Regions from separate parts of the Homo sapiens genome. Here region 2 is linked to region 1. A link is an interaction called in ENCODE POLR2A ChIA-PET data of the cell type or tissue named here. Cell type or tissue: PC-9. All regions are shown on one strand.

Region 1 (4,000 bases):
AAGATGCTGAGAAGGGTAATTTAGAAATTATCTACCAAAATTTAAAATAGATTTACCTGAATTACTTGATATTTTTACTTTTAGAAATTTAGAATGTATGGACTTTCTCATATATGAAAATATCTAGAATGTATATTCTAGGATACCCATTGAAACATTAATGGTAATAGGAAAATAAAGAAACCACCTATATACTAGATTCAATAAATTATGGTATATCCTAAGAGTAGAATAATATACAGCAATTAAAAATAATGAAAATGCTCTATTTGAACATATAAGGAAATATTTAAAAAGCACAATGTAGTATAGTTTGCTATGGGGGTGAAAAAAAGAGAAAATATATGTGTATACATATATATCAATACAAAGATGACTGGAAGGATGTGTGAGACACTAGTCTGTCATTTGCCTCTGGGGAGGAGAACTGGGTGGCTGGGGCCCAGTCTTTTCCCCAGGAGACTGGAATGAGAGTGAGACATACTTCTCACTATATATTCTTATGTCTCTTTTGAATTTTGTATCATGTATTTGTATTACCTGTTAAAAAAATAATAATATTTTGGCTGGGCATGGTGGCTCATGCCTGTAATCCCAACACTTTGGGAGGCTGAGGCAGGCAGATCACTTGAGGCCAGGTGTTTGAGACCAGCCTGGACAACACAGTGAAACCCCATCTCTACTAAAAATACAAAAATTACCTGGGTGTGGTGGCACACACCTGTAGTCTCAGCTACTTGGGAGGCTGAGGCAGGAGAATTGCTTGAACCCAGGAGATGGAGGTTGCAGTGAGCCGAGATTGTACCACTGCACTCCAGCCTGGGCAACAGAGTGAGACTCTACCTCAAAAAAAAAAATAGTACTTTAAAAATAAATATCTAAATACCAAGTTCTAACACCGTAAACTTATACCACCATAATGACAAACTGATATTAACTCAAAGGTTAAACTCAGGAATGCTTTATAATACAAGTCACAAGATTTTCTTTTCATCTCTTACCCAAGTTCTAGTTCAGTTGTTGGCAGGGATCTCAGAATGCACTTTTCCCTTCTAGAATCAGTGTCCTTGATGGTATTTGGGTTTCTCGTCTATGATAAAGTCCAAAGAATGCGGAATGCAGCTGAACTCTAGGCCTGTTAACCTGAGTCACCATCACTAACATTGGTGGAAAAAACACTCCTGGCTTCTACTAAGGGAACCAGAGTTCACTTGTCCTACCCAGTAACCAAATCAAAATCAAAAGGCAAGGAAACTGGAGTGTGAGCTCCTGATGCATGGAAGGGCCTGGGCTTGAACATCAACCAGCAAGGAGCAGGCTTCCATGTATGTATGTGTGTGTTGTGTTTAGTAACCATCCTGGTTCAAATCCCAGCACCCCGTTACTAGCTGAATATAATTTTGGATCTGTTAACTGTTCTGGTTCAAATCCCAGCACCAGTTCCTAGCTGAATATAATTTTGGATCTGTTAACCTCTCTTTCTCAGGTCCCGTCTCTGTTAAGTGTGGATAATAATAGTATCTTCCTCACAGGGCTGAATGATGAATCTATGTAAAGTATTTAAAATAGTACCTTGCACATAGTAAGTGCTCAATAACTTGTGGGTTTCTTTTTGTTATTTGCATTTTGCTTTTTTGCTTCTCTCTCTTCAATACGTAGAGATAAACTATCACAGAATCTGGAAGCTCTCTGGGTTCCACTCTCCCCCTTCCACTCTCCCAAGGTAACCACTAATCTACAGTTGGTGTGTCCTCAGTAAATATAGGCCAGACTTTCCATGGGATTCCATTTGCAGGAAGACAACCCGTTCACAGGTGCCCTACCCCTGTCCCATTCTCTCTTCTTGATCACAGGTGGTGAGCTATGCCCCATTCACGCTCTTCCCCTCACTGGTCCCCAGTGCCCTGCTGGAGCAAGCCTATGCTGTGCAGATGGACTTCAACCTGCTAGTGGATGCTGTCAGCCAGAACGCTGCCTTCCTGGAGCAAACTCTTTCCAGGTAGGGGACAGTGAAGCATTGGGGGGCCAGGAGCTGCCAGAGCCAAGGAACTGGAAGATTGCAGAGCCGTGAGGTGTTACTGTGTCAGCTGACTTGGTGGGATAGAGGAAAGGTACCTCCAAAGAACAAAAAGTCATAGGAGTCAGGAAAGCTGGCTTCTAATCCTGGCTCGACCAGTTATTTATATGGCCTCAAGCCACTCCCTTTCCTTCTCTGGGCCTAAGGTTTCTTCATCTGAAAAATGAAGAGACTGGCTTAAATCCAAGATCCCTTTATTGTTGACATTCTGTAATCCGTGACACCCTACTTTGAAGACTGATATTTCCATTTGGAATTAGGGGAAGTCAGCCTGGTTTTGGAGGAAAACAGAGGTAGGGAAGGTTATTGGGTTAAAGTCAGATTTTCTACTTCTCCTAAGCAGCGACACTTTCTTGTCACCTCAGGCCTCTCATCTTTGGATGGGATGGGGTACAGACTGGGCCACACTCAGGGCATGAGGAAGCAACCTCTGAAATGGTTCAGCCCATCCGCCCTTCTCTGTCTCTTTCCCTTGATCTTTTTTTTTTTTTCTTCAGATTCTGGGGCAATTTCTTAAAATTTCTTTATTTATTTTAGAATTAAATATATATAGGCTGGGCGCGGTGGCTCAGGCCTGTAATCCCAGCACTTTGGGAGGCCGAGGTGGGTGGATCACTTAAGGTCAGGAGTTTGAGACCAGCCTGGCCAACATGGTGAAACCCCGTCTCTACTAAAAATATAAAAAAATTAGCTGGGTGTGGTGGCGGGTGCCTATAATCCCAGCTACTTGGGAGGCTGAGGCAGGAGAATCGCTTGAACCCAGGAGGCAGAGGCTGCAGTAAGCCAAGATCACGACACTGTACTCCAGCCTGGGCGACAGAGCGAGACTCCATCTCAAAAAAAAAGAAATAATAATACATATATATATGTATATATATTCATTGTAGAATTAAATATCTAGAAATATTATGTATTTACATATACATGCTAGATGTGTATATACTGTACAGGTTGAGCATCCCTAATCCAAAAATCCAAAAGCTGAAATGCTCCAAAATTCAAAACTTGTTGAACACCACATGACTCTACCAGTGGAAAACGCCACGCCTGATGTCATGTGACAGGTGCAGTCAAAACACAGTCAAAAGTTTGTTTCATGCACAAAATTAATTAAAATATTGTATAAAATAATCTTCAGGCTATGAGTATAAGGTGTATATGAAACAAATGAATTTTGTGTTTAGACTTGAGTCCCATCCCCAAGATGTCTCATTACGTATATGCAAATCTTCCAAAATCCGAAAGACTTCTGGTCCCAAGCATTTCGGATAAGGGATATCCAACCTGTAATTGCATGTCTTTGATTAATTTTTCAACAGAAATTAGACTTTTGTTGGAGACAAAATCTTTTAAAAATGTGTGGGTGAATATGAGAAGGGGTCATAATGGTAAGAAGCTTGGAAACCATTGACTTGTAGCCAAAAACCCAATGAGTCATGAATGTATGAATCTGCCCACCACCTTGCCCCTGAGCTGTTTCTTGGAATGGGCCCAGCTTTGTACCTGCAATCCTGGATTGTGGGAAACATGAGCAGCCTGGCTTATAACCCTAATGATGCAATTATGAAGGAGACTTGCAGCTCATCTTTGCAACCCCTGCCTTCTCTGTTCCTCTCTCCTCTCATACACATATAAACCCTAGTTCCTAAGGGAGAAGAGCCCCCTACAAAACATGAAGGGGAGCACCTCTTCAGAAAAAGGAAAGTGTGTCTCAACTTCCTTGGAGGCTGAAGCCCAGCTGGGACTCTCCTCCTAACCAAGGGCTGGCATGAGAGAGCTCACCCTTGGGAGAGAGCTGGCTGAGGAGCAGAGGAACTTCAGGGCAGGCCTGGGCTACTTGGCTTCCCCCCACTGGTCTGCTGTGACGTTTCTGTAACAAGGTGATTCAGGCTTGAGCAGGTGTGCAGAATCCACCCTGAATCT
Region 2 (4,000 bases), 570 kb before region 1:
CAATCCGCCTGCCTCAGCCTCCCACAAGTGCTAGGATTACAGGCGTGAGCCACTGCACTCAGCCTGATTTTTGTCTTCTAAATACTTTTTCTTCACTAAAAGATTCTAGGCCTAGACAAGTACAAGAACACTTGGACATTAGATTTGCGGCAATTTGAGCATCAAAAATAGCAACTGTCATGATTGAATCATAGTGAATATATAAAAAACTTTGAGCTCATAATGATACTCAAAGAGAAAGGGAAAACTGGCGGTGGCTATTACCTCAACCCCTTACTCTGAAAATTGGTAATTAAAGGTGTGTGTTGAGGGAGCATTTATCCTGCCTTTTTGGTAGAAACAGTAGTTCAGGGTAACCAAATAGCCTCAGTAAATGAGTTTCCAGTTACTGTGTATCTAAAACAAATATCCACCGCATGCTACCCCCTTGGCTGCTCAACTACCACACACAACCTAACAAAATGCAAATATCCCACATAAACCGACATCCCTGACACATTGTGGTGCACCAGGTGTCTAGGAATGAGGTAGCTCAGAGTCAGGATCCGAGAATCCCCAAAGGTGTAGGTAGTGCGGCCTCGTGTCCAGATACTGGACCCGTTATGGCACCACATAGACAAGTTACTATTTTAGAGGAATAAAGTGAGCCAGTAGAAAAACATAGTTAAAAAAAAAACAAAACCCGCTGCCTCTGAAGAGGAGTTTGAGAAGAATGAGGTGGGAAACTGCTATCTTCTTTTTATTTAATTTCCTTTTTTTTTTTTTTTGAGACAGTCTTGCTCTGTTGCCCAGGCTGGAGTGAGTGCAGTGACATGATCATGGTTCACTGCAACCTTGACCTCCCTGGGCTCAGGTGATCCTCCCACCTCAGCCTCCCGAGTAGCTGGGACTACAGGCACATCATCACACTGAGCTAATTTTTATATTTTTTCGCTTAGGATGGTCTTGAATTCCTGAGCCCAAGCAATCTGCCTGCCTGGGCCTCCCAAAGTGCTGGGATTACAGGCGTGAGCCCCCAAGCCCGGCACTGTTTAACTTCTTTAATTTTTTTTTTTTTTTTGAGACAGGGTCTCACTTTTATCACTCAGGCTGGAGTGCAGTGGTATGATCTCGGCTCACTGCAGCCTTGACCTTCCAGGTTCAAGCGATCCTCCTGCCTCAGCCTCCCAAGTAGCTGGGACTACAGGCACGCACCATCATTCCTAGCTAAAATGTCTTAACCACGTACATGCACTTGTTTCATTTTAAATAGATGACAAGAAAGTCTACCAAAGAAAAAAGTTTGGATGCATGGGAAATTTATTTTTAACCCTCTTACATTTTCCTATAGATTCTATCCTCAAGAGGAACCAAAAAGCTCTTGCTTTTCTCTCCCTGCCTCCAGCTTGACAACCCTACACTGTGAATAGGCAGCTCCTCTCTCAGATATACAACATGCCAGCTTTGGCACAGGGTGGTGCCCCTTTTCATTCTTATCTCCATCACCCTTGATTGCCAAGCCTTCCCTTGGCAGCTGGACCCTGGGCTGAACACCAAGATGAAGGACTCTATTGGGCATCGACCCCTTAATCAACCCCAGGGAGGACACAGGACACATTGAATGCCACCTCTCCTCTTAGCTTTCAGCCCAGCCTTTAGCAGGGCACCCTTGAGGACTGAATAGGTCCAGAGGGAGGCAGGAGCTAAGGTGCTGGAAGGAGGTGTTCTGCGGACGGTTGAGGAAGGGATGGAGGCCAACAGGAGAGGGGAATGTAGAGTCTGTGACCATGGCTTCCCACTTTTCTCAGTGCCCGGTGTCTGAGTCAGCATGCCACTTGCCATGTGCTCTGCCCTGTGGGACAAGAATGTAGCCTTCAATGGGGGGGTTTGAGCTTATGCTCACCTGTGGCTGACGTTTCTGCCGTCTGCTCAGAGGTCTAACCTGAATGAATGGATAACACCTGCCATTGCTTCTGGATGTACCCCTGGACTCCACACAACCCGTGCATCCAACTGGCTTGACACTTTGAAAGGGCCTTCAAGCCCTCTCTTTGTCCAAGATGCTCTGTTTGACTCTCCCTGGCCTCACTGAGAGCAGCCAGTGGGTCTCTTCTGCACAACTGGGTCATTCTGCAAACTTTCATCTGTGTCCAGGTTCTGTGTGCCTAGAGGTGAGCTCCTTCTCAGAGATCCCTGTGGAGCTTTGTTTAAATGAGTATTTGCCAAATGACTGAATAGCTGGGGCAGGAGCAGCAGCTAGCCAATCTCATTCACCAGGTAATGGAGTCAGGCAGACAAACTTCAGATGGCCCTTATACAGGGAAGAGAGTTATAGCCAAAGGCTCCAGCATGAATCATCAAACCACATACAACAGCAGAAGCCGAGGCCATCAGTCAGCTAGAATGTGAGACTACTCCTGGCCAGCAATCTGACCTGCAGGGCTGGAATGTTCATAGATACGGGAGAGGTTTTGATAGGAAACCAAGACAGGAGGTGCAAGGGCAATGTGTGGATTATTAATCTGGCCTTCCCTGATTCCCTCACCTGAACAACTGGTAGTAATTAAGAAAGAATCACATTTGAATATGAATTCTCGTCCCCCTCCCTGGCTCTAAATAAATGGCCATGTGCTGGGAATAGGGGTTACCCACTCTCTCAGATGACACATCACACAGCCTTGGCAGAGACTCATCTCTCCTCCTACCCCTGACCCATTCAATTATTTTACCTCCAAGCCCATCCACCTGAGCCAAGGTTCAGGCCCTATAAGGGCATATATAGAGCTGGTAGTATTGCCAATGAAAGGCTAAGAAGAGGTCAGAGTGTCCACCCTGTGACCAGGCTACTGATGTAATGAGTTGGGTGAGATCAACTGGCCAGGAGCACAGTCCAACGAAGTCTCACCTCTCATCCTCACCTCCAGCAGGGTAGAGGGAGTAAAAGGGCCTCAGGACCCCATGTTTTTGCCCTTCATCCTCCCTTGCCTGCTTCTTAAGTGTGGTGAGCAGAGTTGAGCTTGCACTCCTCCTCAGCTGTGCCCAGAATCATGTGGAGGGCTCTCTTGGTTTGGAGCACACTGGCAGCTCTTGCTTCTTCCTCTTCCCTGCCCCTGTCCCCTGGCCCCATTCCCCCGCTCTGCAGAGTACTGGGTCAGAAGGCAGGAGGTGAGGTATTGCAGGGTGGACAGCTGAAGGTATCATCTACCCCAAGGCCAAACTAAAAAAACCAGGAATCTGTCCCATGGGCTGAGATGAGGCCTGCAGGCAAAGCCTCAGGCCTGGAAGTCAGCTCACTGCTTTTGTGGCTGGGGTTTCCCACCCCACAGGTACTTCTAGAAGTTCTGCCACTGGCCCCAGAGCTGCAGAGGTTCTGTGGCTGCTCAATTCAGCCCCGCATCTACAAAGCCTGCCTTCACCAGCATGGTGTGTCTGCCTGGTTTGATCAGCACTTCAGATGGGCCCTGAAGCCCCGATGCAACTGGAGACCACGCCATCTCCAGAGGCCGGTGGATGCTCGGTCCTGGGCTCTGGGCTGCATCCTCTTCTTGATCCCTTCCTCCGCTGGGCCTCCAGTTGCAATGGCTCCAGCCTTTCCTTGGTACTGGAACCAGGGGTGAGTGATAAACAGTCTGTGTTCTTCTCCATAGGCACCAATGCTAGGACACCTAACCCAATTCCGGCTGGTCAAGAAGCTACTCCAACCGATCCCCAGGTCACAGCTAGACCCCGAGCTCCGACTCTGCCAGTCCTGGGCCATGCGTATTTGGAATATAGGATAACCATCACTGAGCACCACACTGTGCTCAGGTGGGGGCAGAAGGGTGAGGGTGGGAAGCAGCACCACTCTGTGAGCCCCAGTGCCTTCCTATCTCTGTAGAATAAAACAGGGCCTATTCTGGGCTTTAAGAATAACGTGGACAACAGAACTCCCCTGCACTTAAAGCACCCCGAATACTCATGGCCTGCATGAGAACACCCACATGCTGTGGGTGTCGAAGCCTCCAGACCTAGTGTGGACTGC

Evidence for each region. Peaks named below come from ENCODE experiments on the same cell type or tissue, not always from the same donor. Only the 100,000 strongest peaks of a DNase experiment are listed, where the experiment ranks them.
Region 2: POLR2A ChIA-PET joins it to region 1 with 5 read pairs; 1 of 35 experiments calls an interaction of 5 or more read pairs at or near these places.

What each region holds. Positions count from the first base shown.
Region 1 is chr20:34,943,952-34,947,951 of GRCh38, reverse strand. It overlaps GSS (glutathione synthetase), which reads left to right. Exons shown (of 13, transcript NM_000178.4): 3 at 1,854-1,999. Among named protein-coding and RNA genes, the nearest start is that of GSS, 9.9 kb to the left of the region's middle. In PC-9, no CTCF peak of the experiment used is centred here; DNase peaks (open chromatin) are centred at 2,161, 3,581 and 3,941; H3K27ac peaks cover 3,588 bases.
Region 2 is chr20:35,514,813-35,518,812 of GRCh38, reverse strand. CEP250 (centrosomal protein 250) reads right to left here. Exons shown (of 35, transcript NM_007186.6): 35 at 1-4,000. Among named protein-coding and RNA genes, the nearest start is that of C20orf173, 13 kb to the left of the region's middle. In PC-9, no CTCF peak of the experiment used is centred here; DNase peaks (open chromatin) are centred at 2,352 and 2,752; H3K27ac peaks cover 2,676 bases.